Linked DNA regions of Homo sapiens: all the other regions are linked to region 2. A link is an interaction called in ENCODE POLR2A ChIA-PET data of the cell type or tissue named here. Cell type or tissue: OCI-LY7. All regions are shown on one strand.

Region 1 (8,000 bases), 670 kb after region 2:
ATATCCTAGAGGAACATTATTTTCTGTACTAGTGTTAAAGTTGGAGCTAGGAATAGGTGGTGCTTTGCCTTCTTGATGAAAAAGAAGTATAAGACTTCCTTTGCCTCCACATTTATTAACAAACTTGAAGTTTACTGTGCTGCTTTACAAAAAAAATAAAATTCTAATTTGAAGTCAGACACAAGAGAAAATTCTTTCTTTCACTAAAACAAAGGATTAATGCTGACCACTGTTGAGACACCGAACAGTCTCAGTGTCACTGAACATTCAGGAAAGTAAGCCACAGTGAATGGAAGATCCATACTCTGCCTCAGCATACTCAGAGGGAATCCTGAGCAATGCTGGGGGCCTCAGGCACTCTCTAGAAGTTAGTTACCTCCTTAGGGCCAAGGAATGAGACCAGGGATTGTCACGTACCTCCTCAGTAAAGGATGGACTTTCAATTCTTTATACTTCTACTCCCCATTTGTTTTAGTCCATTTTGCGTTGCTATAGCAGAATACCTGAGACTGGGTGATTTATAAAGAAAAGAATTTTATTTAGCTTATGGTTCTCCAGGCTGGGAAGTTCAAGGGCATGATGCTGGTTTCTGGAAAAGGTATTCCTGCTTCATTGTATCATGGCAGAGAAGGTCAAAGGGGAAGCAGACACTTGGAAAGAAAGAAAACCCAAGGGGCATCCTGCCTTTATACCAACCCATTATCAAGGGAACTAATCCATTCCCATGAGAATTAATCCAGTCTCACCAGAAGGAGGACTCACTCACTACCACTAGAATGCACTAGTAGCCATTCATGAGGGATCTACCCCCATGACCCAAACACCTCCCTGTAGGCCCCACTTCCCAATACTACCACAGTGGGGATCAAATTTCAATACAAGTTTCTGTGGGGACAAACTCAAGCTCTATTTATACCATAGTGCCACTGAATTTCAGAGTTTTAAGGAATCCATAGTAAGTGTACTGTCCACCATCCAAGACTTCCCATGTTTCCTTGATAGACACACATAATTTACTGCTTTGTCAAATACTCTGTAAAAACCCAAATTTATGATCAGAATTTCCATTTACAGGTTTAGTGGCTCATTGACAGATGAAAATCCTTCCCAGCACTTCATCAAGGTTATCTACCACCACTTGATTATAGTACAGTAATACCAATAATAGCTGTAATTTATGGAGGTTATTTTACTGCAGATGTTGTGCTTAGTAGTTTACAAGCATTTCATTTAATTCCATAACAACCCCAATGAGGTGTAATAATATTTTTTTAGAGAAGTGAAATCTTAGGTCAGAGAAGTTATATAATTTTTTCAACAAGACACACTTAGTAAGTGGCAGAGCCAGGATTCAAACCACTACATAAGAGACAGCTACTGAGCTGGAATAGACCTTAGAGTTTTCAGTTTCCTTTCACAACCAGAGCCATTAGGAGTTCTCTAAGTACTCTGGACAGGAAACTTTGGTTTCACTCTACGATTTCACGTTTTACTACAATCTCAAGTTTAGCAACATCCTTAAGGCATGGGCTGTGTTAAACTTGTTTTCTATCTTATATGGTACCTATGATGTTGCAGGATTCAAACAGTCAATAAATGTTTGGTTGCTGATTAATGAACCTCTCAAACCAAGGTCTCTCTTCCTACCATACTCCTTCAGAGTGGTATTCTTACACTGTTTCTCTCTCTCCTGGGGGTTCTTCACTCAACATCTAGCTGCAACGACTAATACATTCATGTCAAAACATAAAATAATACACTGATATAGTGTGTAGGAGGACAGCACTTTACAAATGCAGACGAAACCAAGATGGCTGACCCCTGACAATGAGTCCATGCAGTGTGCTGCCGATGACAGTCACACTTACAGTCTCTTTACTCTGTGGAGGTTATGTTTCCTTCTCATTTTTACATTTTTGGTTAACCGTGTTAGGGCTGCAGAAGTATTAACTCATCCTCTGTTCCTCAGTGCCTTTTAGTTTACTAGGAAAATTCAGCCTTACTTTTTCAAGGGCAGTGTGACATGTGGTGAAATTGTTAATCATACTATTTTTAAAAAATCTTTTTACAGGAATAAACAACCTTATTCTCTTCAAAGTTAGAGTCTCAATGTTAGTCTTTCTAGCATAAAAAGAGAAACCTTAACTTTGCTGAAAAATAGCACATAGCATGAACTTGCTAAGAATAGCCAAATAACCCCGTGGAAAGTCCCCTGAGGAGTTCTAAAAAAAAAAAAAAAAGAAAGAAAGAAAGAAAAAAGGGAATTGAGAATTGAGGAACTGAATGCTTGTTTCAGACATACAAACCCCTAAGGGTATTAACAGTCACCAAGCTGATAATAGTTAAGTATCCAGTAGGTCTGATGGTGACTCTATGAATTGTGACTGCCCAGTAATCACTCCTGGATAACTGGTTTCTGCCCAGGTAGAGAACCCCACTTAGTTTTTGGTCTGTTTAGAGGTCACCATAATTCAAGACCCTTCCAGTAGGCAGGTATTTTAGCATTACAGGGTAATTTCCAGGATTTAGGATGATCCTAAAATTGATGAAGAATTGCTGCTAAGGTTGGGATGAATTTAATGAATACAACTTATCAGAGGTTGCTTTATTTTGCTATTTGGAACCTGTAAGACTAAATGGCATTGATTTTGGACAAAATCTTAACTTAAAATTCACGTTTACAGATGGTAATTAGTATTTGAAACGACCACAGAAAAAGACATAATAGGTATTAAATCCCATAATTTTGTAGCCTTCTTTTTTTTTCCGGGAAGGAGCCATGATTATCATAGCTTTCGTTTTATTATGTCATTTGTTTGTAAATTGATTTCTTAAATTTGTTAATCCATTCCTCACCATTTTCAATGAAACTCTGAGGATGGGTACCATCATTTATAGTTTTATTATCTTACTGCGTGCCCATACTCTGACAGAAACTGGGTTAAACATTTTAATTCATTGTGTTATTTAATTCTCATGGATAGTGATGTGGGTCCAATTCTTATCTTCATTTTACATGCACAAACTGAGGCTGAGGCTGCATTTTTCAACACTAAATATTTGTCTGTGCAACAATAACAGACATATACTGCTAGCTGTTTCTAATTCTATAAGAATTTAGGCACATTAGCTTAGGTTGCAAATATTACATTTGGTTTCATTATCTTTAAAATTCTGTCGTTGTCCAAAATGTTCTTGCTTCTTTATCCCAAGACTTTAAAAATTAACAGGTGTTAATATATTTTTCTAGTTCTATTCACTTTTAAAAACATAACTGAACATAAACAGGAATTCTTGAAGAAACAGGATAAACCTATCAGTAGGAATAAAGCAGTCATACATTTTTCTTTATACCTACTTGCTTTCTACCTGTCTAGAAATATTTTATCAAGACAAGTATGCAATGAGGAAGTTGGTTTTAAAAAATGGTAATTGGGAACCTGGTAAAATATATTTCAGTGCAATGCTAATCATGTGTGTCAAGATAAAGGAAATTAAGGTAGCTTAAGTTTTCAGTTCTTTTCAGAAAAATCAATTATAAAGCAGTTACGCTGCTGACACTAAACAATAAATCCCTGGATTTAGTTAATAGAAAAAGCTTCCACTTTTTGAAGGTTTTTTTTTTTTTAATCCAGCAGAAGAAGCTCATAACATTGATTTTTGAGGAAAAAAGCAAGGACTCTTTAAGTCAGGTATTTTTAAATCCAGACATATTCTTGGTCTTAGCCTGTTGGGATCAGAAATCACTGACCATCTAGGGAACATGTCTTTATAAAGCTTCCCACAGTCCGCAGTGCTCTTGGCATTAGTTACCTTGAAGTCTAACTAGGAGTGGCAAACTGGAGGCCAGCTTGCATCTCACTTGGGGTTCTGAATATCCTGAGTCAATTCACGGCTGGATTAAATCTCTCCGAAAATGTATAATTGCTAAATATGTAGTCCTCAATCCTGGCTGCATGTTATCCTCACCTAGGGAGTTTTGTAAAATACAGATGCCTGGAGCCCACCCCCAGAGAATCACACTTAAGAAGGTTGGAGTGGGGCCAGCGATTACTATTTCATTTCAATCTCAATTAACCTTTATATAGTCACCGAGATGTCCCCTGTCTTGTCACTTTCTAGTTTTGGATGATTAGGATCTTGCTGTCATTCTTTCCGTTTTGTTCTCATAAAACCAATGACACAAAGGTTAGCCACTGAGAAAGAAAGTTTTTCAACAAGTACAGTTCTGCTCATCTCTTTTCAAATAAGCAATTAATAATTCATAACAATTAACTGAGTTATGAGTTTCTCTTTCAATATGTTTCCAAACATGAATAGATTAAATGGTAATTGCCATCAAATTTTATGTTCTCTTTCATGTGCCCAATAGAAGTTTATCTTTTGGAGCTCACTTTGTATTTCCTTTTGATATATTCATAACCAAATGCAATATACTATATTAAAATATTTATTATTAACCTATCAAATATTAACCACTTTTAAATTGTAGGGATGAAAGAAAACAAATAGGCTACTTGTTTAAGTTTTCATGGTTTTTCTTATTTTAATATGATTTGGATTCGTAGAATACATAAAAATTGATGGCGTGAGATACTATTTGAGTTCCTGCCCCTTATATAAAATGTTCCAAGGTGTATGTATGCCCTTGACTTCCCAGCCACCATTATTTTATAAACACAAAGTGATAAAAAGCAACAACAAAACTTCTTGGGCTTGAGTCAGTTTATCCTAGTTAAAACCTTCATTTGTTATCCAGTCCTCTGCTTCTCAAACTTCACTGTGCATATGAATCACCTGGAGATCTTATTAAAATGCAGATCAGTAAGTCTGCAGGTGGGTCTATGATTCTGCATTTCCAACAAATTCCCAAGTGATGCTGATCATACCCATTGAGGGATCACACTTTTAAGTTGCAAGGATCTATACAACTTTGTGCAGATTACTTAAGCCTCTCTGGGCCTCAGTCCATTCATCATCTGTTAAATGGGGATAACTGCCAATGGGGTTTATAATTGGCAAGACTATAAATGGCTTGGCATAGTGCCTGGTACATGACAAGCATATAATTAATAGTGTCCATTGTCATTACTACTACATATTAATAAGGAGAGCTGATTTATGACTTAAATGAGTGGCTAAACCAGAACATTGTTAAGGTTCCTGCTCAGATATCAAATTCTATGGTTATAAGTCAGAGATAACTATGATCAGAAAAGCAAGCTAGAAAAGTGGTACTGGAAGTCAATCGTCTCAGATTTTGACAAGAGGAAGGTACTGTTAGACTGGAGACCCCTCTTGAACCGTGGCCCTTGGATGGCAGGAATCCCATTTATCTTCTAGTGCCAAAACTTAGCACAATGTCTGGCACATACTGGGACTTCAATATTTGTTAAATAAATGATTTGTGAATTAATGAATGAAAATATAAGTGAATGTGTGATTGAATAAAAGGTGAATGCTTTGGGCAATGTGATAGCCAGGCCAGTTTGCTAGGAAGGATAATTTAAAAGGTTTAGCAAGGCTCTGTTAAGAAGCTCCTTCTGTCACCTTGGCTAAATTAAATTCAGTAACCAAAGATGAAACGAAGGCATAGTTTTCTGTAGAGTAGAGTATGATCTCATCTCATTTGCTGTATTTGAAAGGACGTATTGAACATAGTTGATTGAACCATGTTTTATTAGATGTTTCTATCAAGTGAAGCACAAACTCCTCCATGCCTAGACCCTGGACAGTCTTTATTAAAATTGTTACTTCAGAAATTTCGAGGCCTGATTTAACTATATGGAATTCATACATCATGTCTGTATGTAGTTTAGCATCCTTGTTGCAAAATCAGCAACTTTAATTTTTCATTTAATTAGAAAGAACAAGGGTGTAATATTTCAGGAAAGACTTACTAGTACGCCCAAATAACTTCCATCTGGTGAACCAGCAACACCATAGAGAATGCAGTGATGGTGGCCTCTGACATTGCATCACTAATAAATTGTCAAGTTATCCTGATAACAAGCTCTTCTGTAAACTCCCTAACTTTGTCTTTTTGCATTCAACATCTGTGGGAACATAGTAGTTGTCCATATTATTGATTTTCATGATAAAGAATATGGGTTAACACATAGGCTAAGTCCATTGGGTCAACAATACTAATTAAAAAGAGGCCTAAATGTATGTCTTAAAAATAAAATCAATATTTCATCATTTTTATAGTGTTTTATCTCTGAGACATATGCCCATTTCCCCAAAAGAGTTGTAGTTTAGAAAAAAATATCTGTAATATGTAATGTTAATCCTATGCTTTTGCAGAATAAGGGAAAGAATATTGTTAAAAATATATCTTAGCAATTGTTTCTGTTTAAAAATGAGCATCCAGCAGTGTCTGGATGATCTTGACTGCTAACCAGTCAAAGATTAAGGCGGAGGCAGAGCAGATGAACTGTGCGTAAGTCTAAATTTCCATGAGCATACAGTATGTGCCTATATTGGAATTTACATCAAGACAATCAATCACTCTGTATTTATGGTATTTATGAAGGCCTTTTCTCCCCTCCTTGTAGCAATGGATAACTGAAGGCTGTAAACAGAAAACTTTGTAAAGATGGGATGAAAAACATATATGCATTTTAACAGTGATGGGTTATAACATTATTCCTGTGGGTAATCCAGAATCTCTTGGGTTCAATGGGCTCAATCACACTGAAAAGAGAGCTGGGCAGAAATGCAGGGGTTCACATTCACAGCACTGTCATGGACTGTGTTCAGAAGAATTGTCTCTGATATTAAAAGGCAATGGTAAAAACCTACATTCTGAACACGTTCTGTATGTATTTTTTCCCTGTGAACATGGTATTATAACCTGATATTATTACTGTAATTGTCTCTAAATAGAGCTTTTTGCTGATATTCAAGATGACGGGTTGTTCCTGCAGAATACAACTGAATGATCCCTTACACCAACATGAGCAATCCTGATCATTTTATGGCCACCCTGACTTCTCTTTCATTAGTTGCTGATTGTACTAAATTGATGCTAAATTGGCTCAGCTGGCTCTTAAAGCCTTTAAACAGACGGCACTGATTATGTCTGTGATCTTGTCCTGGAAATGATATGGTCAAAGCCCTTATGTTTCTGGGAACCCTAACATTTTTCTTAAGAACAGTTGGGGCCTTGTAAATAAGAACCAGTTAGTTCAACTCCCTGTGATACCCATGTCAAGACAGAGGACACATTTTAATGAAATGTATGTTTTTCTTATGTTCTTTCCTGCCTTCTGCTTCACATTCTTTATTTAACTGGTCCTCTGTTTCTTCATCTTGAATTGCTGTTTGAGTTTGGAATAAATCAAACTATGATCTGCAAGCCAAATCCAGCCTGCTTCCTGTTTACAATGGCCTATGAACTAAGAATGGTTTTTACCTTTTTTAAATGATTGAAACAAAATCAAAAGAAGAATATTTCTTGGCACATGAAAATTACATGAAATTCAAATTTCAGCATCCATAAAAAAAGTTTTACCGGAACACAGCTACACTCTTTCATTTAAGCGTTGTCTATGGCAGTACAATAGCAGGGTTGAGTAGCTGTGACAGAGACTGTATGGCCTACAGAGCCTAAAATTGTTGCCATCTGGCCCATTACAGAAAGAATTTGCTGACCCCTGGAATAAATTATCAAAGCTTCTGTCTCCATCTGCAAAGTAAAAGTGACAAAATCCTATAAAATGCCATTTGATTAACAATAAATATTCACTAATAACTGGTGTGCTACTTAACAGGTATTTGAGTTGGTGGAATTATCCTCTTTAAATCTCAGTTTTGTCATCTATAAAATAAGGAAAATAATCTTCTCCTGTGGAATGAGATAATGCATACATGTTCCCGACACATACAAAGGGCTCAGTAAGTAACACTTTTTATTATTTTAAAATAATAATAATTCTTTACTAGAAATAAGTCCATATGTAAACTGATGGGACCATTTGTAAGATTTCAGGATCACA
Region 2 (8,000 bases):
ACAGGATTACATACTTCCATCCTTTGTGTCTGCAGCACTTGTGGCCTGGAAGATTTAAATAGAAATGCTTGCGAAAGATGATGAGTCAGATGTGGGGCTGGGCCATTCTAGGGCATATTGAAGCACGTGATCACTGGCTGGTGGATGCCATTTTCCAGGGTTCTGTGGAGAGCAGAAGGCTAGCAGTTGCCTTTCCCTACCTCTAGCTTCTTCCTAATCTTGCCCATCAGATCACCCTGCAGGATCTGGCAACGCCACCAACCGTTCACACCCTCAGGCCTGGCAGCACAGGAATTGGCTGGCTTGTTATAATATCAGCCTTATGAACCCACCCATTGCACAGCTCTCTCCTGAACTCTGTATTTCAGAGGCTCAACCAGTTGCGCCAGCTGGAAGCCTGACAACCATCTTCAGTCCTCTTTTTCTTTCTTCCCCCATGTACCATGCATCATCAATGACTGTGGATTTTGCCTCCTCCACAGCCTGTCTTCTGTAACCCCTTGCTCTTGCTGTGTTCATGAGCTGACTCCTCCTCTTTCAGCCTACTCCCTTCATATCCACACACTGCTGCCAGGGTGAAGTTCTGCACCCTGGCATTCAAAGTTCCTCCTGTTTTTGGCCTCAGATGCTTCTGGAGTCTGGTCTGTCATCCCTTTTACTTTCACATCTATTAATAGATCCCCACAAATGTGGTGGCTCCATTTTTGCCTGAACTGTCCTTGGTACATGGCTTTTCCTGCTGCCAGAACTTCATGGTTAATGTCAGCTTCCCTTTGAAGCCTTCCTAGTCCAGTTTCTCCAACCAGCTGAAGAAGGAATTGCTAGTTTCTTTGTTCTACTCCTCTTGTTGCACAGATTAGAGGTTCTACATCATATTTAGAGGTTTAGTTTAATCTATCATCACAATTAGACTCTGAGCTTTTTAAAGGCAGGGGACTAGGTCCTACACATCTTTGTATCTTAACGTCTAGTATATAATAGGCACTCAATACATACATAGTAAATGGAGCTGAGTTTTGTCTTATTCTTTCCCTCATCAGCTATCTAACTTTTTCATTTCTATTTTGAAAAATATGTTAATTAGAATAGAGAGATTTTTACACATATTTTAATAATACTAATACTAATATTACTACTAATAATAATTACTTTTGTGTATTATGTGCTTCCAAAATGCCAGGCACCATTCTAAGAATTTCACATACATTATGTCTTTTATTCCTCACAACAGCCAGGTGAATGAGGCATGATTGCCCTTATGTTATCTACCTGAAGAAACTTAACCTCAGAGATGATGCAATTGGTCTAAAGTCCCACAGCAAATAGACACTGGAACAGGCCTGCAGACCTGGGCCCACCAGGAGCGTGCAGCCTTAGTTGTCTTGCATGGGACTCTTATTAATTGAACTTACCATTTCTTGAATGTACTTTAGCAACAAAATATTCATCAATTGTTTTAAAGAAGTTTTAAAAATTGCACAAAACCACAATGAGATACCATCTCACACCAGTCAGAATGGTGATTATTAAAAAGTCAGGAAACAACAGATGCTGGTGAGGCTGTGGAGAAACAGGAACACTTTTACACTCTTGGTAGGAATGTAAATTAGTTCAACTATTGTGGAAGACAGCGTGGCGATTCCTCAAAGATCTAGAACCAGAAATACCATTTGACCCAGCAATCCCATTACTGGGTATATACCCAAAGGATTATAAATAATTCTACTCTAAAGACAAATGGACATGTATGTTTATTGCAGCACTATTTACAGTAGCAAAGACTTGGAACCAACCCAAATGCCCATCAATGATAGACTAGATAAAGAAAATGTGGCACATATACACCATCGAATACTATGCAGCCATAAAAAAGAATAGGTTCATGTCCTTTGCATGGACATGGATGAAGCTGGAAACCATCATTCTCAGCAAACTAACACAGGAATAGAAAACCAAACACCACATGTTCTCACTCATAAGTGGGAGTTGAACAATGAGAACACATGGACACAGAGAGGGGAACATCACACACCAGGGCCTGTCAGGGGATGGGGGACAAGGGGAGGGAGAGCATTAGGACAAATACCTAATGCATGTGGGGCTTAAAACCTAGATGATGGGTTGATAGGTGCAGCAAACCACCATGGCACATGTATACCTATATAACAAATCTGCGTGTTCTGCACATGTATCCCACAACTTAAAGTAAAATAAAAAAAAATTGCACACTGTGTGAATACTTTCTCTTATTTAAAAGAAAAACATCACAGAGAGTTCTTTGACCACTGTAAGGGATAGAAAAAAGACAGTGTTTTTCCTACTCTCACAACACATCCTACTCAACACAGCGCATCCTGCTTCACTTCTCACTCCGGATGTGCGTGAAGTTTCCCCACACACCAAGCAGTTCTCCACTGGACTCCAAGGGGGTGTTCTGTCATTCAATTTAATTCTGACACTGTCTACCTGTAGTCAGAGTCAGATCCCACAGGTGAAGGGCTCAGTCCTATGAGACTACCTGCCATTTGAAAATGCCAACTGCAATTCCTAGCCTCTAGAACATCTGACTGACTGGCTATAAATTGGGGGTTTCCACAACCCCCTCTTCAGGTTTGTTCACTTGCTAGTGTGGCTCATGGAACTCAGGGAAACACTTATGTTTACCAGATGTTATATTAATAAACATATGATAAAGCATACAGATGAGCAGCCAGTTGGAAGAGAAACACGGGGCATGGTATGTGGGAAGGGTATGGCGCTTCCATGCCCTTTTAGGGAGTGCCACCTTCCAGGCACCTCTGTGAGGTCAGCAACCTGGAAGATCTCCAAACCCTGCCCTTTTGGGTCTTTGTGGAAGTTTTGTTACATAGGTTTGATTGATTAAATCACTGGCCATTGATGATGAACTCAACCTTTAGCTCCGCTGCCCTCCACAGAGGGGAATGTTCTAATTCTCTAACCACAAGGTATACTTGTCACTGAATTGTGTACTAATACAATTGTGTACTAATACTAACAGGGAAGGAACAAGCTATTTCAGCAAAGAGACCCCCAAATATAGCTGATTAAACAAAGTAGTTTATGTTCTCTCATGGAATAGTCCCAATGTGAGCAGTTGAAGAGGAACATTGGCTCCATTCACATGGCCATAGATCATGTTTTAGTCATGTCTGCAGGGTTGAAGCTAGGTGGAAGGTAGTTCCAAATTCTATCCTAAGTAAAGAGGAATGCATAGAGGAGCTCATGTTGGTGGTGTTCTAAGAAGCAGACCCCAAAAAGGTACACAGCGCTTTTCCTGATATGCTATTGGGGGGACATGGACATTTCATATCTTAATAGACGCTGTCAAACAACTTTCCATACTGGGTAACTCTACTTGTTAACACCGTTGCCAGCAGAATATGAGAATCTTCTATGTTCTCTTTATCACTTGATAGTAATGGATTTATTTTTTTGCTACCAGTTGAAAAGATGAAAAATGATACTCATTTTTCTGTTGAGACTTTTTCTTATTGATTTGTAAGTCTCTCTTTCTATTAGAGTCTGATCTTTTATCTGGGATATATATGCCAAACAACTTCTCTCAGTCTTTAACTTGTTTATTAACTGTTATGATTGGGTTTCTTAACCTTGGCACTACTGACTTTGGGGCTGAATAATTCTTTCACTGGGTGGGGTGGGGTCTGCCCTGTGTGTTGTAGGATTTTTGGAAGCATACTTGGCCTCTATCTATTAGATGCCAGTCAGACCCTGCCTCCCCTTCTGAGTTTGGCAACCCGAATGTCTCCAGGTATTGTCAAATATCCTCTGAGGTACAAAATTGCCCCAGCTGAGAACAACTGACTTACACAAAGTGTAATTCTTAGAGCAATCAAATTGATAAGGTGTTTCCTTAAGATTTTGCTTTTTGTGTCTTGTTTAGGAAAGTCTTTCCTACCCACGAATAAGGTATCTTATTTTTTCTAGTATTTTAATTGTTCATTTTTCTTTAAAAAAAAATAGGTCTTTAATGCCCCAGAATTTATTTTTGTATAAAGTAGGAGGTGGGGATCTGTAGCAAACTCAGTTTATGCACCACCCCAGATATGTCTGGGTCTGCCAACTGCCCTGGATCCTGGCCACCTGCCTTGTTTCCTGACCAGAGCAACCCTGGCAATGGTTCATTCATAGTCGTAAAGTTATGGCCCCCAATGCCACAGACCGAAGAGCCCCCTGTGCAGCATTGACTGACAAGCAGAGTTTGCCACACAGGCCACATGGGACCTGTGAAGCCTCTAACTTCCTCAGCAGCTCTCCAAGGGGTCAGGAAACATAACCAGGAAGTGCCAGGGAGTTAAAGCCTCAGCAGGTGGGCTTCTGCTAATGATAGCAAGGAGGGGAAGGGAAAAGCCAGCATTTAGATTGCTTCCTTTTCCCATGGTGTTCCAAGATGCAGTGGTTTCCTATGGCCTTCCCGAAGACATGCTGTGAGAGCAAGCAATGAGCTGTGTTGGTGGCAAAGCTGTGGCCAGCTCAGTAATTTGTTCTTCCTCCTTGCCGCAATGAAGTGTTAGCCCATAGGCTCTTCCTTGGGCCTGTTCTAAAGTCAAACTCTCACTTTAACATTTATCCCACATGGATAACTAGTTTTCCCCAAATTTTTTTATTGAATTGACCATGTTTTTTTCACCCTGGGGATGATTTTGGCTGCAAGTAAAAAAAAAAAAAAAAGAAAAAAGAAAAAAAGAAAAGAAAAGAAAAAGAAAATTGCAAATGAAAGTAACTGGGTAAAGAGTAGGGTGAGGTGAATGAGGGACCAGCCTTGGAAGAAAAATTTAGGAGGGACACCAACAAACTTAACAAGAAAGGTAAGTATTATTTTGATATAATATTCTTTTTAAATAAAAATCATTGCAAGAAACCCATGATGAACAAAATATTAAAATTTTAAATGAAGACAGAATTCAATCCTGCCCTTGCACAATCCTGCCTCACTTGCCTCACCCTAATCCTGGTCCTGCCAAGCAGCTTAGTCAATAAGGAATTACTGTATTCCATAAAAAGAAATCCACAGGAAGAAAAATACAGGCCCCAGGCATGTTGCTATCCTGAGCTTGATGATACCATGAAGAGACAGATGCTTTTCATCTTCTGTTCCATCATCCTCGGTATCAGCTTCAGCCCCAGGCTGGCTCCCAGTGGGATTGCAGCTCGCTGCATCGGTCCCAGGAATTACATCCAGAGGAGATCACATCCAGAGCCTAAAGGGGGACACATCTACTGGTGCTTTATTTCATGGCATTGTGGAAAGGCTTGTGTGATATGACACCTGGACGTTCAGTACTGTAATGAATTAAGATTTCTTAAACTCCTGCTCTGTTTTAAGTCACTCCACATATTTTCATTTTTAATCCTGGAAGTTCTGTAAAGTGTACACTACTCTATTTTAAATATAAAAAAACAGAGGCTTTAAATCATTATGGACTTTATTTAAGAACCAACTGCTGACCGGGTGCGGTGGCTCATGCCTGTAATCCCAGCACTTTGGGAGGCCAAGGCAGGCAGATCGCAAGATCAAGAGATGGAGACCATCCTGGCCAACATGGTGAAACCCCATCTCTGCTAAAAATACAAAAATTAGCTGGGCCTGGTGGTGCATGCCTGTAGTCCCAGCTACTCCAGAGGCTGAGGCAGGAGAATCACTTGAACCTTGGAGGCGGAGGTTGCAGTGAGCCAAGATCCCACCACCGCACTCTGGCCTGGCGACAGAGCAAGACTCCATCTCAAAAAAAAAAAAAAAAAAAAAAAAAAGAACCAACTGCTAACAAGTGACTGAGCAGCTATTCAAGTCCAGATTTTGCAGAATTTCAAATTTCATGCTCCTTCTACTATGCCACTGTGTAGATACTCGTTAAAAATTATTATCAGCCGCTTTTCCAACTCCCTTGGTGTGTGTGGTCCATGGAGGACCAGGCTGGGGCTAAAGGTGGTTTTTCCTGGTTGTGTCTGACTCCAGCTTGACTGGGATCCTTGGTCAGGTGCACCCCATAGGTCATTATTCAATCTCAGGAGAACAGAGGTATAGGGTTGGTCCTGGGCTCAGAAGGCAGCAGAATGGATTCAAGGAACTCATCTGATCCAATTGCCGTGTCAATCAGAGGAAGGAGAAAAAATAAACTGAAAAGGACAAAGAGGTGCCCTGTAGCTTTCTGGAGTTCCTGTTCTCAGGCAGGATTCTACCCTGGCCCAGGTGTTCCAGTGTGACAGATGTCCTTGCCCTCAAGTTGGGACACATGAGGAGACCAGGCTTGGGGAGTTCTAAGGCCATGGTTAGTTTAGGGCAGTGCAATGAGAGTTAAAAGATAAAGACTAAGGTGGACATACAGGAAGTTCTGTTTCTTTCTTTTGAAGAGAAGTTACCTAGAAACCACACAGATGGTCCTATCTCCTACCATTTCAAGGGAGAAACAAATACTATGCCTTAAAGGCTATGGCAAAGGCTCTCCTGCCCCCATTTACTCACGTGGTGAAATTCTACTAAGTTATGGTTTGGACAAAAAGAGGGGAACCTTTGTATGTGTTGATTCACTAAGATGTCTCCTTCCTAATATCTAGTTTGGCGTCCCTGAGGGAGACTGAGTTTTGGGAATGTGAGTAATCATGGGGAAAATGACCTAATTTTGTGATTTTTGAGACACTTCAGGGGAGGCAGGTCTGGGTGGGTTCTGGGACACCAGAGAACATGAGGTACAAGGGCACTGGGAATTCATGTGGGGAAATAGGGTGCCGGAAGGAAAGGGGAGAATGAGAGAGAGGAGCGGGAGAAAGAGGCTGAGTAATGACTGCTGTAAAAAGTGTGTAGGACCTGCCTGCTCCCCGACCCTCAGCAACCTTTTGACGAGTCCCATTTCCAGACAAGCTCAAGCTGTTATTTGACCTTCAGGATGTGCCTGGTTTCTCACTGGTTCCAGTGAGAGGCTCCATTGCTATTCACTCAGAACCTGGGGAAACTTCCCAAGCTGCCTGGGCAGAGGCCTAGCAACTTTTTAGTGCTCTGTGTATACGTGTGTGCCCAAGCACCCTCATGGATGCCTTTCCGACTTTGATGGTGCCATGGAGGCCATCATCCTCCCCATCCCCTGATGGAGCAGGCTGGAGGGCCAGGTCTGGAGGACTCTCTCTTGGTCCCATGTCACACTGAGTTGGCTGGCTCTTCGGAGGCTGAGCATCATAACCTTTGTTTGGGGCTCACTAGATTCCCGGTTGACTGACTGCTGTTCCAAATGAGCCTGGGCCTTTCCAGGATAAAGTGATGTGTCTTTACCCATTAGGCCAAAAGGAGAGGCTGGCCACAGCTGAGGGATATTGTAGTCTCTGAAAGGACATACTGTTAACTTTTGTTAGGGGAACCTCCATTTCACAGCCTCATGTTTCCCAGTGGGAAGACTTTACCTCAGTTAGCACTTCTGGCCTTGTTCTTAATCCATCCCTTAGCTCATTTCTCCCCAAGTGTGGAGGGTGGGAGGTGGCAACTTGATTTACTTGGGGAGGAGCTGAGCCTGTGTGACTCAGCCATCACCCTACTCTTTTTTTTTTTTTTTTTTTTTTGAGACAGAGTCTCACCCTCTTGCCCAGGCTGGAGTTCAGTGGCGCGATCTTGGCTCACTGCAACCTCCGACTCCCTGGTTCAAGTGATTCTCCTGCCTCAGCATCCTGAGTAGTTGGGATTACAGGCATGCACCACCATGCCAAGCTAATGTTTGCATTTTTAGTAGTGATGGGGTTTCACCATGTTGGCCAGGATGGTCTGGATCTCCTGACCTCATGATCTGCCCTCCTCGGCCTCCCAAAGTGCTGGGACTGCAGGTGTGTGCCACTGCACCTGGCTACTTTTTTTGTATTTTTAGTAGAGACAGGGTTTCACCATGTTAGCCAGGGTGGTGTCGAACTCCTGACCTCAGGCAATCCACCAGCCTCGGCCTCCCAAAGTGCTGGGATTACAGGTGTGAGCCACCACACCC
Region 3 (8,000 bases), 1.1 Mb after region 2:
GCAGCAGACATACAACCTTAAGTAACCTGTTGGGGGACCTGTCACACTACAGTTTCACTCCAGTATTTACCATATACATCAGGGAAATGAGTTTCAAAAATTAAAGGAAACATAGTAGGCCTATGTGATTTGAGGCTGTAATGGAGAGGATGGGTTAGTAGGATTTGGAATTTCTGAAAACATACTCTAATAATGATATAAGAAATGATCTCATCACGGTAAAGAATGAATGTTTTCCAAAGGGATATATTAGTCACCTTAGTGTGCTGGAGCTGATGAACTCAGTATCCTGTTTATATCCATTGGACACATATGGTTCCTGAACTTGCATACCTCACCGAAGAACTTCCTACAGTAAACACCTACAACTCTTCGCTTGAGATGTTTCTTGGGAAGGTGGAGAGTTCTCAGCCTGCAAGGGGGAGCCAAAGATGTTAATATTTCTGAGGAAGACTCTAATGGTTGACAAGAGTTTTTGCATGAAAAGCCAGCTTCCTTGCCCCTCTGAGATGGGCTCTCTGCAGTCTCCGTAAGCTCCTCAGCAGATCTGAGCCCCTGTTGGCCACAGTGGCATCCTAATTTGTAACATGCCTTGCATTGGCTTCCTTCTTTCCTTGTCTCACTCACTTTACTGTGGGCGCTGCCTAGGATAACCTACCATTTATAAACTTGCATTCAAGATTTTCTAGTGGAAACTAATCTAAGACGGGTGGTCTCAGATTGGGTCAGATTTTGAAAGTAGATGGCAAAATAAATTAGGGAAAGCTTAAAGATGAATATGGATAAACCAAAAAACTGTAAACCTGGAATAAACCAATGCCCCTGAAAATTTCTGGAGACAACGCAAATGGCTATCTTAGAAAGTAAAGTATGAATAATAAAGATATGAGGAATGTGCATTAACCAATGTCAAAAACAGAACCAATGTTGCTTCTTCCTCCTCTGTCAAGAACAATTATCCGTACCTTCAATGAAAAGGGTAGAACAAATGTTAATGAAGAGGAACTGAAACCCAAATTTCTTAATTTTCAAACCCAAGTTTGAGAATTATTTTTTTTTTGAAAGAAATCTTCGACTAATGATGGACAAGAGTTTGTGCACAACCGGCTTCCCTGTCCGTCTGAAGTATATATTCTATGCAGGCTCTGAGATCTTTGGCAATCTAAACTATTTACATATCTGAATTCAGACAAATTGCAGGAAACTTGAAGATAATATTACTGAACTTATGTAGGAAATGTTGAAAGAATCATGAAAGATTTGTAAGGATAGATAAGATCTACATTTTCAGTAAGTATCAAGATATTTTATTTATAAACTGTAGTTCCCTCAATAGATCTAGGCAGGATTCTAAAATCAATTATGAAATAATAGTTTGTGAGCATTTGTGAAATAAAGTTGCAATCATTTGGAGCCGGTATGTGTTCTTGGACTATTCCTGGTGGACCTAGACGTGTAAGCAGTAAAAAGTCTCAGAACTCTCCCAATCTAGTGTCAGAAAATTTGGTCACACCAATTATGACCCTGACTTTTCTAGTTACTAAATAGTGAGAATATTATATATTTTAAATCATATACCTGATTTTTAATCTCACAGCAGAATTACAGCACAACTCTTAACTATATGGACATGGCTAACTACCTTTAAGAAAAGCTGGCCGGGCGCAGTGGCTCACACCTGTAATCCCAGCACGTTGGGAGGCCAAGGCGGGCGGATCACGAGGTCAGGAGATTGAGACCATCCTGGCTAACACGATGAAACCCAGTCTCTACGAAAAATGCAGAAAATGAGCTGGGCGTGGTGGCGGGCGCCTGTAGTCCCAGCTACTCCAGAGGCTGAGGCAGAAGAATGGCGTGAACCCAGGGGGCGGAGCTTGCAGTGAGCCGAGACAGCGCCACTGCACTTCAGCCTGGACGACAGAGACTCCGCATGAAAAAAAAAAAAAAGGCTTCATGCAAATTTAAAATGGTGCATGCATTTTGAAATAACTTTATTATATTTCATGTCATATCATTATTTTCCCCATTGATTGCTCAGAGCTTGCTATAGTCTAAAAAACCAAAGGAAATTAACAATAAGAGAGCTATGCCAATTATAAAATAAATAAATCGAAATTATTTTAATTGTATTAAATTATTAACATAAAGACACAAGTATGAGACTTTTCGGTCTTGTAATTGTGGAATGATGATCAATATTTTTCAGTATGACATTAATGTTTGGAATGTCTGGTAGCAGAAATCATAAATAAAAGTATTCAATTCTATTGTTACTTTCGTGTCCTGGTTTTTAACTCATTTAATTTAGACATCTTTGCATTTTCTTTGAACTGTGTGGAAGTTTCCTTTTGCATATTGATGATTAGTATGAGCCCTCTATAAATATTAAAACATTAATCTATTTAAAAAACAACACACTGTTCTCACATCTCCTCAGATATATTCTGAAATAGCTGATCTGATGGTTGAAAACATCAATGATTCTCATAGATACATTCTGTTTTTCCTATGAATTAAATCACAGTTTACTCATCTCTAAATGCCAGCATTTTTTATATTTGATGGTGGTGGTGGTGTGTAGAAGAACACTGGTCCTGGTGCACATGGAAATGGTTAGGTCTATTAGTAAGCTGCTCTAATTTTAAAAAATAAGTAGAGTAAATCAATAATTTAAGTTATGAAGAGTTTAGATTTCTGCTTCTCATCAGCAAATAACTAGGAAGTAGGGCTGTGGCCGCATCAGTACTATACTTTCACTTTAAGTCTCTAGTGGCTGAAAATTATCATCTGATGAATACCTACTAGTGGTTTTTAAAGCTCCATATTGCTCTTTAAGCCTGTCTCGAGACAAAGTATGTGTAGATATTAGAACCTGATTGTAAGCAATTCAACAATTTAACTATCTCAGTCAGTTTTGTAGGATCTTCTTCTGATGTAAAATTGTTGAGCCATCAGAAAGGTCTTACTTTGTCAACACATTTCAGCTAATTAAATGTTTGTGTGCCCAGCAGACATATTAAACACTGTGTGGGTCAGTTGTTTTCTGTTTTACTTTCATAACTTTTGTCAAAGCTCATTCTCAAATCTGCCTTGCAGCAGTTTTCTAACATACACAGAGGACTGCAGGCTATTCAGAAGTGTTAGAAAATGGGGTGTTCGGATTATATGAGGAGTCTATCCAAATGAAATTAACACAACTATCAATTTACAAGTAATACAAAAACATTGAACACAGTTTTCTTTTTTAAGTCAATGTTGCAGTTTTAGAATTTTTACCAAAATTATACAAATTTTAGAACTCAAATTATTAATTTTAATAATCAAACAAATACGATTTGGTATGAGCAAATAATAATCTTTCTCTCCCTTCTTTTGTCACCTTTGCCTTCCCCAGAGAAACCGTTTTTGCTCCTTTTAAATCTCTCTCTCTCTCTGAATGTGTGTGCATGGTATTTATCTTATGTTTCTAAATAACATATTGTTGCCTTTTGATTTTTTTAATTTTAAGCATTATCTACTGACTCCCTGCTATGGAGAGCAAGGTTTTAGCTCTGTCTTCTCTAGTTCCCCACCACCCCCTCTCCCACACACTCAGTATTAGAGTCTGATTGTAAGCAATTCAACAATTTAGCCCTCTCAGTCAGTGTTCTGTAGGATCTTCTTCTGATGTAAAATTGTTGAGCTATCAGGAAGGTCTCACTTTGTCAACACTCACACTCTCCTCCTTTCCCACTTTCTTATTCACTTTCCTTTCTTATTCAACTCAATATTATAATTTTGGCTGGAATAGTTTTCAGCATTTACCTTATTAAGACTGGGGGATTTTTTCCAGAGTCAAGAATTCCAACGCTACTCTGATCCTTGTTTCTTTGTATATGAACTCTTTTTTTTTAAACAAACAAACAAACAAACAAAAAACTCTAGAAGCTTTTGCCGTTGGTGTTTAGACATTTTCTGATGAAGTTCTGTGATATGACTATATTTTATAATTTTTGCTGGCACTCGGTGGGGAAATTTTTCGTTTTTTTCTTCCTGGGAAATTTTTCTCTGTGTTCTCTGTTCTTTTCCTTCAGTTATTTGGAGATTGGATCATCTGGATTGATCCTTTTATTTTCTAATCTTTTTCTTCTATTTCCCATTTATTTCTTTTCCTTCCATTTCTGGCAGATGTACTCAGTGTTAGCTATTAAGTTTTGCATATCTGTTATGGTATTTTTCCATTTCCAAGAGCTCTCCTGTTTCTCTAAAAATGCTTTATAAATAATACCCTATTTTTGTTTCATGGCTGTAGTACATTCTTTTGTCTCTCTGAGGATATTGATGATAGTTTTTTGTTTTGTTTTGTTTTTGAGTTCACGCTGATCTATAGTCCACTTTTCCTCCACATTTCTTTTTCTATTTGATTATTGTGATCTCAATTTATTATGTTAGATAATTTCCTCAGATGTCTGGTACCACTCAGTTGTCTCATATTCAAAGTGGGGAAATAAAACTTACTGGAAGCTGTGAGACCTGGAAGGGAATTATTATCTGTGAGCTTTGCTGTAGGGTAATCTGGCAGGGCTGGTTGATTGGAAAGACTCTGATATCTCTATCTTTGGGCTTTACCTTACGTCAGTTAGATTCTGCAGAGAATGATCCTCTAGTCACCTGTGTGGAGTTGAAGGATGGCTGCTATCATTCTGGGATTAGTTTTCCATTCTTAAATTCTTCAGAGATTCTGAGATGTAAATGGGACTGGTTTTTAGCTTTGCCTGGTTCCCATTTAGAGTTCAGTTATATATCGTTCTTCCACCTGCTTTCCAACTTCCAGACCTTATTGCTCCCATCTTTTCTACTGTACTCCTCATTACTGTGAGATAATGACCCTCAAAAGTATACTTACGATAGTTTTGGTGGGACTTCTGGAGGGAGAAAAAGTAAATGGGTGTATGCGATTTGATGTTTTCATCCTGGATCTTAATCTTTCTGAAATATTAGTAGTTATTTGGAGACTGAAAGGGGAAATCCTGTGATATCCCATATGCAGGCTATGTCCACGCTTCCTGGGAAAGATTCTCCTAAATTCATCCAGTCAGAGAGGTATTTGTCAAAATTAAAATATATTGAAACATATTCAAACAGCAAAAGTAGCCTTGTGATGGTAATGGTTGAAATTGGATAATGTCCACTTGTGAGTTCATCATACATACCCTCTATCACTGTATGTATTTGAAATTTCCCATAACACAAATTTTTCTAAAAGAGCTATTCTATAGTCCTCATAAAGGTGTTTTTTTTAAATCCAAGACTCAAGTTGTTTTTACTTAAAAACTTACATAGCATTCTGTCACATATGTTGCATATTCAAAATAATTTTAATTATATGTCTCTAGAAAAGTTACGGACTTCTGTCAAAACACTGCAAGTATTTTACATCAAGAAACAAATTAACTTCCTAATAATCTAGAGTCCTGCTATTATTGGCTTACTTAGCCACTAAATTGATCACCAGTCCACTTTTAAAATTCTTTTCTTCCTCTTCTGCTTGTAACTCTACCTTAAGGTGGTCTTCTAATCATAGCCCAGTGTACCTTTCCCTGTATGTCAGCTGACAAATGAAAAGGATTTTATTGTACCTTAATAAAATAAATTCAAAGTCACTAAATATGTTTGTCCATGACAATTTGTCTAAGAAAAGTATATCTCCACAAGAAATAAAAATTATTTAATCTTATGTAAAATATGAATTTTTGAAATATGAAATATGCATGTGCGTGGTTTTTTTTTTTTTTGAGACAGAATCTTGCTCTTGCTGCCTAGGCTGGAGTGCAATGGCGCAATCTCGGCTCACTGCAACCTCCGCCTCCCGGGTTCAAGCGATTCTCCTGCCTCAGCCTCCTGAGTAGCTGGGATTACAGGCATGTGCCACCACACCCGGCTAATTTTGTATTTTTATTAGAGACAGGGTTTCCCCATGTTTGTCAGGGTGGTCTCGAACTCCCGACCTCAAGTGATCTGCCCGCTTCGGCCTCCCAAAGTGCTGGGATTACAGGCATAAGCCACCTAGCCCGGCTGAAATGTGTTTTTAAATGCAGTAGTGCCTTAGAGTAGTGCAAAAATTTAGTTAAAATATTCTGTAACAATACTTCCAAAGACAACTCTTTAGACAATAATGCACCTGACCAAATGTATAAAATTAAGTCATGGAGATGAGGAAATTTTGGTTATTTATAGCATTTACTTAAGAACTCATATTAGAAGCAATCAGTAATTTTAAGAGAAATGTCAAATCTTTGAAAATGCTCTTACTAATCACATGAAGTCAACATTTCTTTTTTATCTTTCCTTTTTTTTTTTTTTTTGAGACAGAGTCTCGCTCCGTTGCCCAGGCTGGAGTGCAGTGGCGCAATCTTGGCTCACTGCAAGCTCACACCATTCTCCTGCCTCAGCCTCTGGAGTAGCTGGGACTACAGGCGCCCGCCACCACGCCTGGCTAATTTTTTTGTATTTTTAGTAGAGACGGGGTTTCACCATGTTAGCCAGGATGGTCTCGATCTCCTGACCTCGTGATCCGTCTGCCTCGGCCTCCCAAAGTGCTGGGATTACAGGCGTGAGCCACTGCGCCTGGCCTATTTATTTATTTATTTTTGAGACGGAGTGTAGATCTTGTTGCCCAGGCTGGAGGGCAAGGGTAGGATTTTGGCTCACTGCAACCTCTGCCTCCGGGGTTCAAGCAATTCTCCTGCCTCAGCCTCCCGAGTAGCTGGGATTACAGGCAGGCGCCACCACACCAGGCTAATTTTGTATTTTTAGTAGAGACGGGGTTTCTCCATGTTGGTCAGTCTGGTTTCCAACTCCCAACATCAGGTCATCCACCGCCTTGGCCTCCCAAAGCGCTGGGATTACAGGCTTGAGCCACTGCGACCTGCCAACAGTTCTTAATAAACATTCAGTTCCCACTGGCTGCACTCAGACCTTTATATTACCATCTATTGTTTTGTCTCTTGAATTCATTTTGATTTAACTGATCAAAACCCAAGTTACCTATAAAATGACATTTCTTCAATATGAGAAGTCTGAGAATATTGATGTTTCTATTTGAGAAAAAAATGTTTTCCTGAATGAAAGAATGGGGGCCTGTTTGGTATATGGGAAATCAAAGGATCCTAAGATTGGAAAAAACTTTTGGAAATCATCTTCTTGAATGGTTCTCAGCCAGGACTGTTTATAGCCCCTAAAAAGGAGTGTTTGGAAATGTATTTGGGAATTTTCATTATTATATGACTGAATGGGAGGGGTCTTACTGGTATTTAGTAGGGGGGGCAGGGATGATAAATAGCCTACAATGTTTAGGATGGTTTGAGATAATCAGGAATCGTCTTTCCCAACTCCTGATCAGTTCAGTCAGCATCTGATTCATGAATCCTTTAGACATTGTGGTTTTATTGTAAGAATGATGAGTAGCAAATTCACTTTTAGGATTACAACAATGCAATTCTGCGAAGTTGAGCAGCAGTTGTAACAGTGAAAAACAGCACAAATTCGTTGGAATTGGAAGGTCACAGAATAGAATCTGCCATCTTTCTACTTGACAATGAAAGTTTCCAGCGTGATCTGAACCACACTTGTCTAGGTCTAAATGTAAATTTATTCAAATATGTTAATATAATATTTTTTTTCCCAAATGAAATTTCCTTCTCTCTTGATTAAAAAAAAAAAAAAGCAAAAATACCTACCTTTTGTAAATAATCCAGAATATAGGAAAGAACAAAGAAGGAACAACAATCACTCTCAGTTTCATTATCCTGAAAAAGCATTATTAATGTTCAGGACAGAGTTTCTAAACAGTAGTATTATTGAAGCTTTAGATAGGATAATCCTTTGGTGGGGAGTCCCCCTGCTCTGCCCTTACAGGATGCTTATCAGCATTTCTGGCCACTACTCACTAGATGCCAGTACCATCCATACAGTTTTGACAATGAAAAATTTCTCTAGAGATTGCCAAATATTCCATGAGG

The links. Peaks named below come from ENCODE experiments on the same cell type or tissue, not always from the same donor. Only the 100,000 strongest peaks of a DNase experiment are listed, where the experiment ranks them.
Region 1: POLR2A ChIA-PET joins it to region 2 with 9 read pairs; 1 of 35 experiments calls an interaction of 5 or more read pairs at or near these places.
Region 3: POLR2A ChIA-PET joins it to region 2 with 7 read pairs; 1 of 35 experiments calls an interaction of 5 or more read pairs at or near these places.

What each region holds. Positions count from the first base shown.
Region 1 is chr1:107,445,349-107,453,348 of GRCh38, reverse strand. All of the region lies in intron 7 of NTNG1 (netrin G1), which reads right to left. Among named protein-coding and RNA genes, the nearest start is that of NTNG1, 310 kb to the right of the region's middle. RefSeq lists enhancers at 1,638-1,697, 2,058-2,317. In OCI-LY7, no CTCF peak of the experiment used is centred here; DNase peaks (open chromatin) are centred at 1,428 and 2,238; H3K4me3 peaks cover 1,156 bases; H3K27ac peaks cover 1,157 bases.
Region 2 is chr1:108,110,735-108,118,734 of GRCh38, reverse strand. No RefSeq gene overlaps it. Among named protein-coding and RNA genes, the nearest start is that of LINC02785, 50 kb to the right of the region's middle. In OCI-LY7, no CTCF peak of the experiment used is centred here; a DNase peak (open chromatin) is centred at 4,274.
Region 3 is chr1:107,011,631-107,019,630 of GRCh38, reverse strand. No RefSeq gene overlaps it. Among named protein-coding and RNA genes, the nearest start is that of PRMT6, 41 kb to the left of the region's middle. In OCI-LY7, no CTCF peak of the experiment used is centred here; no DNase peak of the experiment used is centred here; H3K4me3 peaks cover 539 bases.